Linked DNA regions of Homo sapiens: region 2 is linked to region 1. A link is a contact called in ENCODE Hi-C data. All regions are on one chromosome and are shown on one strand. Each heading gives the region's core, a stretch centred on a gene start or an enhancer-like site at or near the end of the contact. The rest is flanking DNA. Distances are from core to core; before and after follow the strand shown.

The links. A loop is a pair of places that touch in the nucleus more often than their neighbours do. Pooled maps may share reads with other maps.
Region 2: a loop to region 1 is called in a map of CD8-positive, alpha-beta T cell, with 6 times the contacts of the local background. The contact joins the promoter of UBA6-DT here to the promoter of THAP6 in region 1. A Hi-C loop is called at or near these places in 1 of 168 maps with a recorded cell type or tissue (CD8-positive, alpha-beta T cell) and 7 of 50 pooled maps.

The regions. Positions count from the first base shown.
Region 1 is chr4:75,509,114-75,515,945 of GRCh38, reverse strand. It overlaps THAP6 (THAP domain containing 6), which reads right to left and starts at 1,473. Exons shown (of 5, transcript NM_144721.6): 1 at 1,426-1,473; 2 at 414-513. The coding sequence starts at 493. It overlaps RCHY1 (ring finger and CHY zinc finger domain containing 1), which reads left to right and starts at 1,543. Exons shown (of 9, transcript NM_015436.4): 1 at 1,543-1,749; 2 at 6,650-6,769. The coding sequence starts at 1,660. RefSeq lists enhancers at 778-997, 573-1,503, 1,338-1,817, 1,504-2,434.
Region 2 is chr4:67,698,506-67,705,977 of GRCh38, reverse strand. UBA6-DT (UBA6 divergent transcript) reads right to left here and starts at 4,700. Exons shown (of 2, transcript NR_015439.1): 1 at 4,494-4,700. UBA6 (ubiquitin like modifier activating enzyme 6) reads left to right here and starts at 4,823. Exons shown (of 33, transcript NM_018227.6): 1 at 4,823-4,929. The coding sequence starts at 4,859. RefSeq lists silencers at 4,730-4,799, 4,930-5,099.

The sequences.
Region 1 (6,832 bases), core at 224-2,723:
GGTCTTAACTTGTAATTTGTATTTTTTCTCTATAACCTATGCTTGATCTACTTCTAAATAGAGAGGGCAATATATTCGAGCAAAGCTCCTTCATTCAGATTGTAAACTACATGTAAACAACATTGAATTTCTTTGGCGGTGTGATAAAATACAAAGTAATAATATTAGCAAAAGTTAGCCTTATGGTATTTTTTGTAAACCAGTCTCTGATATCTTAAAGTCTCTGATATCTTAAAACTTTTAAACTAAATTATAAACATGTAAAGGTATCACATTGTCACTTCAAATTTAACAAAAAGGTTATTTAAAAAGGACTCGGGAACTAAAGTTCAAAATTGAAGACTTAAGTAGAACTGTCTTTTGCTTTTTATAACATGGCCAAAGTATTTGGCTTAACTACAGCAAAATCTTACACGTGAAATGTCAGTCCTTTTAACTTCGAATTTGGCAAGCAGCGAGAAGCACATCCAATGGCGGAGCAGCATTTCACCATTTTAGCAACTCATAACAAAACTGAAAGAAAATTAGAATGTTAAGAGTTAGTAACCGGAAAGCTGAAGGGGAATATTTTCCCTTTCCCGGTGTTTTAGGAAACACAAAATCAGGATAGAAAGCTAAAGACAAATATCTTCTTCTAACACCTGCAGCTTTGCTTACATCATTTTCCAGGGCCTTGACTCTTTAATAAGGAGAAACATATTTAGCTGTGTACCCCGAGTATGATTTCAATTTTGTTGGCTTGTACATTTTCCTTCCACCTTCTAACAGGTACCATGTTCTTTGTGCCACAAAGCCTTTTGCACACTAACTCCTACCCATCTTTCAGCCCTCGGCTTGCATCGCTTCCCCAGGGAAGCCTTCCCTCACTGACACTCAGATTGTCAGAGCTGCTCTAATATTAGCTCTCACAGGACACACACTTCTTCCTAGCACTTCTCCAGGTTGTAATCTTACATTTATTGCAGTGATTGCTCTTATTAATGTCTTCCTCCTCCACCAGTCTTGTTAGTTCCATGAGGTCATGGTGGAGTGTGTCTATTTTTCCTTACTTTTTGTCCTCACGGTTTAGCTGGTGACTGGCAATAGTGAATGTCAGTACATATTTTGAAAGAACAGCAAGTAAACGGGAAAGGGAGGAAGCAAGAAGCACTTCGAGGTGCCAGCGAGCACCCTGGCGTCCAAGAGCAGCGCGCGGGACCCGCTGAGCCCAGGGCCCGGGCCGAGCTCCGCCCCTTTCTCCAGGCTCCCCGCCACCGGAGGGAGAGAGGGAGGACCCGTCACAGGTAACGATGCGCCCAGTGAGCGTCCTTTCCTCTGGGGCCAACCAGCGTCTCCGCGCCGCTGCCGCCAACCTCGCGCCGAACTACGCCCTGAGATTTGGGCGGGTAGCGATTGGGGGAAAACAGGCAACCTAAGAGTTATTACCGTTAGCAGCGAAGACTGCGACTAACGTCAACGACGGAGACTGCGTCTGCCTTCGCTTCCGCCTCGTAGCCCCGGGAACCGGAAATCCGTCTGCCCCGGGTCACGTGCTTAGGAGCCATATTGTCGCTAGTGGCCGCTGGGGCTGGGAGGGGTGTGCTAGAGAGGCGCAGCTTCTCTGGGCGTGGTTTTTATCCTGGGGGAAGGATCGGTGGAATGTGAGGGGAGGTGGAGGAGATGGCGGCGACGGCCCGGGAAGATGGCGCCAGCGGTCAAGAGCGAGGTCAGCGGGGCTGCGAGCACTATGACAGAGGATGTCTCCTAAAGGTGACGCCTTCTATGGACTCTTCCCTGACAAGCTTCCGTCAGGTTGGGCTGGGGCGGGCTGGGCAGGTGGTTAGGCTTGGATTTAAGTTTGAGGTTAACCTGATTTTCAGGATACCTTTTCCACCTGGAACTGGGTTCTTCTTGAGGAGAACGTTTTTGGCAAGGCGATAAGCCCCACCTTTCCTACCTGCTTCGTACCTTTAAAGCAAAACCCTTCTTGGGAAGTGATTAGGCTTGCACAGTGGTCTCTGCCAGTGGGCTTATTCGTCTTTTGCTGCCGAAGTAGACTGAGGCAGCCCCGGGCCTGTACTGGGGTTTTCCGTTCAGGTGTGTGATGAAATAATGGAAGTGGAGATAATGGAAATAAGCAAGTGGAGAACCCGAATACGATTTCAGCTCCTGTGGTAAAGTTTTATAGCCTGCCAGCTTCATGTTAAAGGCAGTGCACATGTTCAGACGTAGGAGAAAACGTGTGTCCCAAAAAAGAAGACAATCATGTAATTGCCATTAAATAGGAAATTATGCATAGGAAAGTGCCTAATAAGCATGTATTGTTACTCTGAGAAAACTTCTTAATCTGTATTTTTTTTTAAATTGGCACGTATTCAATTGAAGTTTCCTGATTTTCCTTGCAAGAAACAGTACAAAAATTTTGCTTAGAAAACTTGAGCTTTGGAACCTCAACCGCCCTATCCCCAAATCTTAGCTCTCCTCTTTAATAACTGATTTTAGCTAGCTCCTCTCTACCCCGTATGTAAAATGGAGATGATCGCGCCTGTTTCATAAAAGTGTATGAGGATTATATACTAAAGGGCGTGTATAGTGTTTAACAGGGCGCATTCCCTGAAGTAAATGAGTAGTAAATATATACCACCATGACTGTTACTATCATCGTCAATCTGAGTATTATTATTTTTTGTTCTTTCACTTCACAAGTCAGCCTTGCTGGTCACTGCCTCATTATTAGAAGCAAGTTCAAGTCTCAGGCCTGTACGTGCATCCTAAACTCTTTTCTATAGGTCATGGCTTGACGAACATTGCTCCACTGAACTGGATGAAGCTCCTTAAAAATGTTGGTCATCCACCAAGTGTTGTGTAAGGAAATTGAATGCTATCCTTATGATTCAATTTCTACTGAGATGTATTATTATTCTTTCAAACTTGAGGTCTAAAACGGAATTTAACATCTTGGTGCCCCCCATAAACCACACAATTAGATCTGTGTATCATAGCACTAAGATACTTCGCCCTAGGTGTCAAACAGTTTTTGCCTTCCCCCGCCCCCCCCCCCCCCTTAAATACCAGAGGCCAAGTGAAGTATTTCAAGGAGGATGTGGTCAGCTGGGTCAAATGCAGCTGTTTGAGTAAGATAACTGAGAATTGCCCTTTGGATTTGGCAAGGAAGAGGTCACTGGTGATCTTGACAAGAGGAGTTTTAGTGGAGAGATCAGGATTAGAGTGAATTTAGGAAAGAATGGGAGGAGTGGAATTGAAAATAGCACTTATAGGGTATTCTTGGGGTTTAGCTGTAAAGGGGAGCAAAAAAAAGATGTGGTTGCTGGGAGATCTGGCACCATATTTTTTCCTCTTTAAGAGAGGAAGTATTACAGCATGTTTGTATATTCTAGGAAATGATACAATAGAGTGAGAACGTTTTATAATGCAGGAGAGAGTGAGAAAACTGTAAGGGCATTGTCCCTGAGTAGCCAAAGGGGATGAAATCCAGTGCACAAGTGAAGGAGTTGGCCTTAGAAACATAGACTGTCAGTTCTTCCTAAGGGAAGGCAGAGAATGAGGTATATTTGCAAGTAAGTTAATAGAGATAATAGGAGGATGTTCTTTTCAGGCCTGTCAGCAGGAAGTATGTTTACTGTTTTTATAGTGAAATAAGGTCATCAGCAGAGTGTTAAGGAGGAAGAGTTGTTAGAGTTTTAAAGCCAGAGGAGAAGAAGTGAAATGATCATCTAAATCTTAGGTCTTAGACTCTGGAAGAATGAGAGAATTGACCAGGGAAACGTGGTAGTAAGTGTCCACCTCATATGAACCAGCAAGGACGGTGATGCTTTTTCTCTAGCCATATTCACCTGCTTCTGATAGAAGTCAAATAGGATTTAACTAGGGTTGGGATTGTTATCTATGAGTGTAGAGGAACTGAGAAGGGAACTAGGGTGTTGCAAGGGGAGACTTGGAGTAAGTTAGGGAGGAGGTAATGGTTAGAGAATTTCATGCTTGGAATTGAGATGCAAAGAGGGTGCCGTTGTTCTGTAGCATTGGTTTTCAAAGTGTGGTGAATGGAACCCTGGGGATTCCTGAAGTCCTTTCAGGGGCTCTGCAAGGCCAAAACTACTTTCTATGAACACTAAGATATTTGTTTTTTTTTTTTTTCAGTCTGTTGACACACGCATTGATGGTGGAAAAGCACTGTTTAGTATTGCTAGTATCTTAGCTTGAATCAAGACAGTGGCACTGAACTATACTACACCTATAGTTTTTTTAAAAAGCCAGCTTCACTTAAAAATGTTGATAAAGCAGTAAAATCGTTAATTTTAACCAAATCTCAACCCTTGAATATATCTTTTAATATGCTGTTCAATGACATGGGAAGTTTTGATCAAACACTTCTGCAAACTGAAATTAGAGGGTTGTCTTGAGGAAAAGCTCTTGTGCAAATTGGATTGTAAAGTGAACTAGTTGCTTTTTTTCATGGAACAGCATTTTTTACTTGAAAAAATTGTAGTCATTCACATTTGGGTAGTTGGCAGACATTTTCTCAAAAAGGAGAAAAGTGAGACTCACTACAAATGAAAATGACAGTATTTGTTGCCAGTGATAAAATTCAAGCTTTCACACAAAAATTAGAATTTTGGAAAACTTTTACTAGCTTTTGTGAGGTTGGAAGCTTTTTAAAAGACTTTTTTTGGTGAGATTTTCTTCAATACCTAAAGACTTTTAATGAATATGATTTTTTGATATTGCATGTTAAATGTGTGAACATTTAGAAGATGTAAATAACTCACTGAACTGGTATTCTCCAGATGACCAATGCATGAGTAAAACATCCATTTGAAGTGCAAGATAGAGCAATAGATTTTAATGTAACCAAGGAAGAAAAGAGGCATCATATCAATCATATTCCTTGATACGATTTCAGATTTCATGTTGCAACTACCCTTTAAGAGTTGTTGTTCTAGTGTAATATCAGAGAATGATATCCATAATTCTCCAAAAAGGCTATTAAAATACTCCTTTCTTTTCCAGTGTACATATTTGTGTGAGGCCAGAGTTTCTTTTTGTACTTCAGCCACAACTGTTTGAATGCATAAGCAGATAGAAGAATTCAGCTGTTTGGGGGGAAAAATATAGTTATTTTTCATTAAAACATGTTATTTATGTTAACAAGTAATGAGTTTGTTACTTTTAAAAAGAAGTAATATTTTAAAAACCTATTCTTTTTAATTTATGATGTGGTATATGTCAATAGATAAAATCCACATAAACCAAAGCTCTTTGGGATTCTCAGTAATTTTAAAAAGTGTGAAGGGATCCTGAGACCAAACCATTTGAGAACTACTGTTCTGCGGTATAACTATGAGAATAGTGGGTTGGAGGACAAGGTTATTGGAAATGACAAAGTTAAGGAACTGAGAGTTGCAGAAAAAGGAAGCCAGTTAAGTGTTAAAATCTTTAAGGAATGAACTACGTTATGGTAAGTCAAGGCATAGGAAGCCTTCAGAAATGAGTGGATCTGCAAGGTCACAGTGTATTGGAAAGTCACTGGCCTGGAAATCTCTTGATATACTTGTAATGGTAAAGTTGCTGTAATGAAAAAACCCAACAGTGATGTAGATTAAAGAGTAAAGGTTTTATTTCTTTCCATTTAACAATTCCAAGGCGAGTGATGCAGGTTGGTGATGAGGCTTTGCTCCACATGGTCACTCCAGGGATGAGATTTTTCTGTTGTATCATTTTGTCATGTTTTAGGGCATGTGGCCATCTGTCTGATATAGCTGAACAATTGTGCCCAGGAAGGAGAGGATAGATTTTGGTGGACAACTGGCAGTCTTTGCCGTGTTTGAAAACAAGGGCTGTCTCTTACATTTGTTGCATTTTGTGCAATATTAGATATGAGGTTGATGATTAATAAAAGCTAGTAAAATAAGAATATAATCTTTATTATTTTTAATGTAAATGAATTTATCTGGAAATGTCTAAGAAGAGGTTGCCTGTTTGCTGTTTAGGCTCAGAATGAAATTGGGGTGTTATATTAGTCTGTTTTCACACTGCTGATAAAGACATACCCAAGACTGGGAAGAAAAAGAGGTTTAATTGGACTTACAGTTCCACATGGCTAGGGAGGCCTGAGAATCATGGCGGGAGACAAAAGGCACTTCTTACATGGTGGTGGCAATAGAAAATGAGGAAGAAGCAAAAGTGGAAACTCCTGATAAACCCATCAGATCTCATGAGATTTTATTCATTATCACGAGAATGGCACGGGAGAGTCTGGCCCCCATGATTCAGTTACCTCCTTCTAAGTCCCTCCCACAACACGTGGGAATTCTGGGAGATACATTTCAAGTTGAGATTTGGGTGGGAACACAGCCAAAGCATATCAGGTGTTGTGGGATTAGTGTTTCAATCTAGGGATTTCCTTCATAATTCTTTTGTTTTAAAGTTGTGTTCAACTTCATACAGACGTAGTGATGTTGAAGGGAAGAATTAACATAAAATATGCCAAGAAACTAGTGAAATGTTATGTTTAGGATCAGTTTAGCAACTGATCTATTGGTTGTAATCTTTCAGTTCCATCCAGGAGGAGGAGGAAGAAATTTTCTTTTTGTATTGCACACTTAGTTTCTTTTGCTTCTTACTATATCTCTTTTTTCTCCGTGGGTGTTAGGCACCTTGCTGTGACAAGCTTTATACTTGCCGCTTGTGTCATGATAACAATGAAGATCATCAACTAGATCGCTTTAAAGTGAAGGAAGTGCAGTGCATAAACTGTGAAAAAATTCAACATGTAAGATTTTATGACATTTCTATTTTCTTTTTAAAAGCTGTATTAAGGTGGTTTGAAAAAATT
Region 2 (7,472 bases), core at 3,451-5,950, 7.8 Mb after region 1:
ACATACTTTAGGACACTGGTCTGAGCAAAAATTTTTGGGGTAAGACCTCAAAGGTACAGGCAACCAAAGCAAAAATAGACAAACGGAATTACATCAAGCTAAAATCCTTCCGTAGAGCAAAGTAAACAATCAATACAGAGAACAGACAACCCAGTGAATGGAAGAAAATATTTGAAAACTACTCATACAAGAGATTAATAATCAGAATATATAAGGAACTCAAACAACTCCATAGCAAAAACCCCCAAATAATCCAATTTTAAAATGGGCAAATGATCTAAACAGGCATTTATCAAAAGAAGACATATAAATGGCCAACAGACATATGAAAAAATGCTCAACATCACCAGTCACCAGGGAAATGCAAATCAAAACCACAATAAGACATCATCTCACCTCAGTTAAGATTACTATTACCAAAAAGGCAGAAAATAACAGATGCTGGTGAGGATGTGGCAAAAGGAGAACACTAGTGCATTGCTGGTGGGAACGTAAATTAGTACAGAAACTATGAAAAACAGTATGGAAGTTTCTCAAAAATCTAAAAATAGATCTACCACATGATCCAACAATCCCATTCCTGAGTATACATCCAAAAACGGAATTCAATAAATTTAAAAGGTATCTGCATGCCCATGTTTATTACAGTACTATTCACAATAGCCAAGATATGGAATCAATCTAAGTGTCCATCAACAGATGAATGGATTTTAAAAATGTGTCATCTACACAAAAACATGAAATCATGTAGTTTGAAGCACCATAGATGGAACTGGAGGTCATTATGTTAAGTGAAATGCCAGGCATAGAAAGACAAATAGCACATATTCTCACTCATAAGTGAGAGCTAAAAAAGTGGATCTCATGGCAGTAGAGAGTAGAATGATGGTTACCAGAGGCTGGGAAGGTTGGGGGTAAGGAGGATGAAAAAGGTTGCGTAATGGGTACAAAAATACAATTAGATAGAGGAAACAATTTCTAGTGTTCGATAGCACTAGAGGGTGACTATAGTTAACAATAATTTATCATATATTTCAAAATAGCTAGAAGGCAAGATGTGAAATGTTCCTAACACAAAGAAATAAACAATGTTTGAGGTGATGGATATCACAATTACCTTGGTTTTATCATTATACCTTGTACGCAAATATCAAAATACCCCATAAATATATGCTTATTATGTATGTATTAATTTAAAAAGGAAATAAAACCATAATATTGCTGAACATTACACAAAAGCAACAGAAAAGGGAATTCTCTGAAATTAGAAAAGTTTTCCCAAAACCTGTGAGAAAGCAAATAAGCATAGAATAAGAAAGTAAAAATCTGCTTTGCCATTCATCAGCTATGGGATAACAGGCATAAATAAAGCCAGCTGTGAAATTAACAGAAAATACTATTTCTCTCTGGAAGATGCTTTAAAATGTCTCAAACACACACACACACACACACACACACACACACACACACACACCCTTAGAGTAACTGATTTTTTACTCACACAATGCCCTTTTCTCTAAAATCATAGAACATTTATGACAATATCAAAAGATTGTCAAAAACTCTGCTGTTTAAATCCTATTATTAAGATTGAAATATCTCACTCTTGGCTAGAATATCTAAAGTCACATTGACACAGAGAAATAGTTTCTACTTCTGAGAGGCAGAACTTTGCAATTTCCAAAAAACAGAACCCTGGGTCCATCTTGTATTACGTTGGTGCAAAAGTAATTGCAGTTTTTGCCATTAGTAATAGTTTAGATGTAGTGTAGAATTCTTTACAAACAGCCTTGCTTTCTTTTGAGTCTATCAAAGCACTACTTCATTTCAATTCCTTCTAAACTCCATACTTCCCCAAATTCCTACAATAAATCTATCTCTTCCTCTGTTGGTGAGGTACCCCATGGTTCTTCTGGAATGTGGGCTCCCTCCTTGCAATGAGCCAGTAAACCTGATGATATGGTCTGCTCTGTGTCCCCACCCAAATCTCACTTCAAATTTTAATTCCCATGTGTGCAAGGAGAGACCTGGTGGGAGGTGATTAGATTATGGGGGCAGTTCCCCCATGCTATTCTTGTGATAATGAGGGAGTTCTCATGAGATCTGATGGTTTTAAAAGTGGCAGTTTTCCCACGATCTCACTTCTCTCCTGCCACCGTGTAAGATATGTCTTGCTTCTCCTTCACCTTCTGCTATGATTTAAGTTTCCTGAGGACTCCCCAGCCATGTGGAACTGTGAGTCAACTAAATCTCTTTCCTTTATAAATTACCCAGTCTCGGGTATTTCTTTATAGCAGTGTGAAAACAGACTAATATACCTGACTTTCTTGGAATACAGTTTTGTTCCTGATAAACTTAGGCTTATTGGGCTAAGAAGCCTGTCTCATATTAGTTCAGGAACACCAATTTCACATAAAAATGAGCAATAACTCACGCCTGTAATCCCAGCACTTTGGGAGGCCAAGGGGTGGATCACGAGGTCAGGAGATCGAGACCATCCTGGCTAACACGGTGAAACCCCGTCTCTACTAAAAATACAAAAAATTAGCCGGGCGTGGTGGCAGGTGCCTGTAGTTCCAGCTACTCGGGAGGCTGAGGCAGGAGAATGGCGTGAATCCGGGAGGCAGAACTTGCAGTGAGCCAAGATCCCGCCACTGCACTCCAACCTGGGCAACAGAGCAAGGCTCTGTCTCAAAAAAAAAAAAAAAAAAAAAAAAAAAAGAGCAACAAAAAAAGCATCAAGTTCAAATCCATGCAGTTATTATGTGAAGAGAATAAGGAATATAACATCATCATCAAAGATAATAAAAACATGCCTGAAAGATGCACTACAAAACAATTTATTATTTTGAAACTAGCTAAATGACATTAGAGAAATGATAAAAGATATGGAAGAACTTGATTCTGAATTAGAAAAACCTCAGAAATGAGGTGACAGAACTCAGGAGAATTAGTAATAAAGAATAAACTACAAGAAACACAAAAGCTAATAAATGCAACAGATTATGATTTGCTGTAAAGAAACCGAGTCAATCCTTAGATCAATGTTTCTGTAATAATTCTGATTGTCAGACACTTTCTCCAATTAATTATTAAGGAGGGGCTCATGAAAACACTAGTCTCACCAAATTGATATATCAATTGTTGATAACAGTTTGTACCTTTTGTATATTAGTTTTGCTGAATGTAAAATCTTTGGCCTACATATTTTTCCCTTAAGTTTCCTCAATATGTCATTCTACTTTCTTATGACATAAAGCCTCACTGTCAAAAAGCTGTGATCGCCTAGTTTTCTTTCCCATTTTACATATGTGACAAAACATTAAAATCTGTTAAATCTGGTTGCTTGTTACATGCCTGAAATAATTCACACCATATTTTATCAAATCTAACATGCCCTCAATTTTAAGATGCATCGTTTTCTGTATTTATTTTTTAAAAATTCATCCTCTATTCATGGATGTTAAAATATGAAGAAGCGTGGGTAATGGCAGGCCATTGTTTTGGCCTAGCCTTCTACACTAGGCCCCATCAGATCAAACCAGAATGGAGTTGCTTGTGCTAAGCACCATGTAATTAAAGTGGATTTTGAAAAAATGAGCCAGTTTTTTTTAAAAAAACAGGAGATTCTAGTTAACCTAGTGGGCATAATAAGGAAGTATGCTCTGTTTTAACCTTTACAAGGAAAGAAACTTTGAAATAATCTGATTTTTGTTCTGTTTCTGCTTTCTTCAATCTTTTTCATTATCTTCAGTCCTGTAGCATTATCTTAGTGCTAGAGCAGAGCCTTGAAAGAATAGAACACAGATCAAGAACATTTTAATGTGGAAAAGGTTCACAACTGGATTGAGGAACACGGATAATGCTATAGGTGAGCAACATAAAGCTTCCAGGTATTTTAAGATGTGCAATTTTGAAGAGAATAGAGGGCACGAAGGATAATACAGTTTTGCCTGGACCCTCATCTCCATATGAGAGGAAAAATTTCTAATTAAAAATATGATACATCACAGAAAATTACATAATACCCAAAGTATATGCTAATTTTAAAAATCCTGCAGATGTTTATTCAAATATACAGTGTTATTTAGTGAAAGACAAATCCTAATGTTATTGTGTCCAACTCATTTTTGCTTTCTAAGAAAGGTGACACGGAAGTAAATGAAAAAGAATTATATGAGAACTTTTTAGATATGTGTTCTGGTAATCTAACAGTGACTAGCTCTATAACCTTGACCAAGTCACTTGCACTGACCGGAAGTTCCTTTCCCTTACCCACAAATTTAAGGGACCAAACTGGATGATCTAACGACATCTATGGCACTAAAAGTCACATGATTCTATTAAATCTGAGGCAGCGCCTCACATGTAGTGGACTCCCAAAATTATTTATTAAATGTATAACATCTTTAAGTGGTATCCCCTCACTGACAATCTGGAGCTATTAGCAGCCTTCAGTTTATTTATAAAATAAAGCTGTTTCCTCTTCTTACCGTTAAGACTCTTTTAAGGATTTGCAACGCTATCCCATCATTTCGCGGGTTACTAGAGTCCTGCATGTTTGGCTGTAGAGCAAGGGTGACGCGTAACTTCTGGACTTTGGTTCCATCTACATCTGCCGGATGCGGATGCCAGTCGCAACAGTAACGCCCCCTTCGGCCACCTGCACCACAGCACGCCATGCGGCCACACCCAAACCGGAAACCAGGACGCCCCTAGGGTTGACGGGAAGGCGCTGCCGGGCTCCTAGCTTCCCCAGGCCCGCCCCCTCTGATGACGTCTCCGCCCGCCCCTTGACCCCCCCACGGTCCCGCCCCTTCCTACCTTCCAGTAGCCGGCGGCGGTGTCTCAGGCGGCAATGGAAGGATCCGAGCCTGTGGCCGCCCATCAGGGGGAAGAGGCGTCCTGTTCTTCCTGGGGGACTGGCAGGTGAGAGGACGAGAAGGGCGAAGGTGAGGGGTCGCGGGTGGGACCCAGGCTCCGGGTTTCTGCTTCTTTCTTTCCGGCGGGCTGGGGGCGCCCGAGAGGCCGCGGGGCCGAGCAGAGCCGGCCCTGGGAGGCGAGGGGCGCGCGCGGAGTGGGTGTGGCGACGTGGGCTAGGGCCTCTGCTGTTGCCGGCTTTCCTGAGGGAAAAGTCCCCTTTCCGCACCTTTGAGGGCTTTCTCAGTTCTGGCTGGGATTCGGGATCCTCCTTCCTCCAAGTCACCAGACTTGGGGGGCTCCGGTCGAGAGCGAGTTCTGGTCTCGGTCACTTGGCGTGAGCTTCCCCGACTGGTGCCAAGCACCTTTCCTCCTTTCCGTAAAAAGAAAGCTAGGAGCGCCACTGTGCACCTCCACTGAGATCCTCTTTTGAAAACTATTACCAGAAGGAACTTGGTAAGAATGAATCAGTAGCAATCTGGACACCCTGAGGCCTTTGTTGACTTCGGAAGAAGGAAAAAAAAAAAGCCAGGAAAAAAAAATACACAAGTTACCCATTCTTATTTCCCACTTGGTTTTGAAGTTCTTCAGGTCTTTCCCGCCCCTGTAAAATTAGGGGGAAAATATTTGTGCTAGGCCTTTACCAATTTCTTGGTTAGTAGTTCCTCTTTCAATCATCTCATAATTAATAAAGCAAGTGGTTACATTCTATCCACCACTGTCAGAATACACCATGCCAAAGATAGAATTGATGGATGTATTATTTTCAGCTGATGTGAGACTTTGTAAACCTGTAGCCTTTTCGCCAGTTTCAGACTGAAGGGATGCTTTCAGTTTCATGGTGTTGTCTGCCATTGCCAACACTGCCAGAGTGGAGGGATATTATGTAATATAACCCGCGCCTTATTTGAAGCGTTTTTGATTGTCTTATAGATCATATTATTTTTACATATTTTTGAAACATTCCAGTGAGGCACAACTTTCTGAAAAGGGCCAGTCACGCCATTAAGTGGCAGAGCTAGTTAGACTGCAGCTGTTCTCGTTTTTATTCAGATTTACCCACCAGGCCTATTGCCCCCGCCATGCAAGGAAAACAGCAAGTGAAAGTGTACTAGGGATAAAATGATAGGAAAGTAGATAATAAAAAACTTTGGCCGGGCGCAGTGGCTCAAACGCTTGCAATCCCAGCGCTTTGGGAGGTCGAAGCAGGCGGGTCGCTTGAGCTCAGGAGTTCTTAGACTAGCCTGGGCAACATGGCGAAACCGCGTCTCTACAAAATACAAAAAAATTAGCTGGGCGTAGGTGATGCACGCCTGTAGTCCCAGCTACTCGGGAGGCTAAGATGAGAGGATCGCTTGAGTCTAGAGAGATCGAGGCTGCAGTGAGCCGAGATCGTGCCACTGCACTCCAGTCTGGGTGACAGAGAGAGACCCTGTCTCAAAAAAAAAGAAAAGAAACAAATTTTGTTAATTTTTATATTTTGTTACAATGCCCAAACAGGGTATATTGTGTATGTGTGTGTTTTTTATTAGGTAGGTGATCTCTTAGAACACAGCTATCTTCTGATTTGCCTTGGTAATTGGAATCAGTTTTTTTAATAGCTATCCGTTTAATTAGCTAGAAGCTGGTATCATTTGATATGTGCCAGTGTTTGGTGAGATAAATGATAACATTTTAATTACCTTTGTTTACAAATTCTTTGGCTTATTTATCAATGCTAGGACTAGAAAGTTGGATTCCAAGCCTGAATTTGATGCCATCGCATTGTTTTTAGAATCTTTTAATTGACAACTAGAGCTTCTCAGAACTAGGAATGGCCTCCACTTCTGCCAGTATATTGATCTCAGCTCTCACAGTGGTTCAGCTCCAAATGCTCCAGACTGGTTCCCTGTACCTGGGAATTATCTCTGCTTGCCAGTGTTTAGTACAGATACGTTTTTTGAAGGCCATGCTGTGAAAATGGGACGAGCACTGCTATAAATAATATGTTACTATAATAAGTATACTTTGTCAGATTTGCATATTTAGATTAGTTTTTTTCCTTTAAAATTTATTCATTTAACAGGGTTTTTTTGTTTTGTTTTGTTTGTTTGTTTTTTGACAGAGTCTTGCTCTTGTCACCCAGGCTGGAGTACAGTGGTGGGATCTTGGCTCACTGCAGCCTCCTCCTCCCGGGTTCAAGCGATTCTCCCACCTCAGCCTCCCAAGTAGCTGGGAATACAGGCGCCTGCTACTACATCTGGCTAATTTTTGTATTTTTAGTAGAGACAGGGTTTCACCACGTTGGTCAGGCTGGTCTCGAACTCCTGACTTCAGGTGGTCCGCCTGCCTTGGCCTCCCAAAGTGCTGGGATTACAAGCATGAGCCACCGCGCCCATCCCATTTAACAGGTTTTTTTAAGTGTTTCCTTTATGTCTAATATCAGAAACAGTAGGCAGTATGTGTGGTAGTCAAGAGCTAGACTGCCTGGGTTCAGATCCTGGCAGTGCCATTTGCCTGCTCTGTGACTTTGGGCAAATTTTAAGTTAACCTCCCTCAGCCTCTTTTTTCCA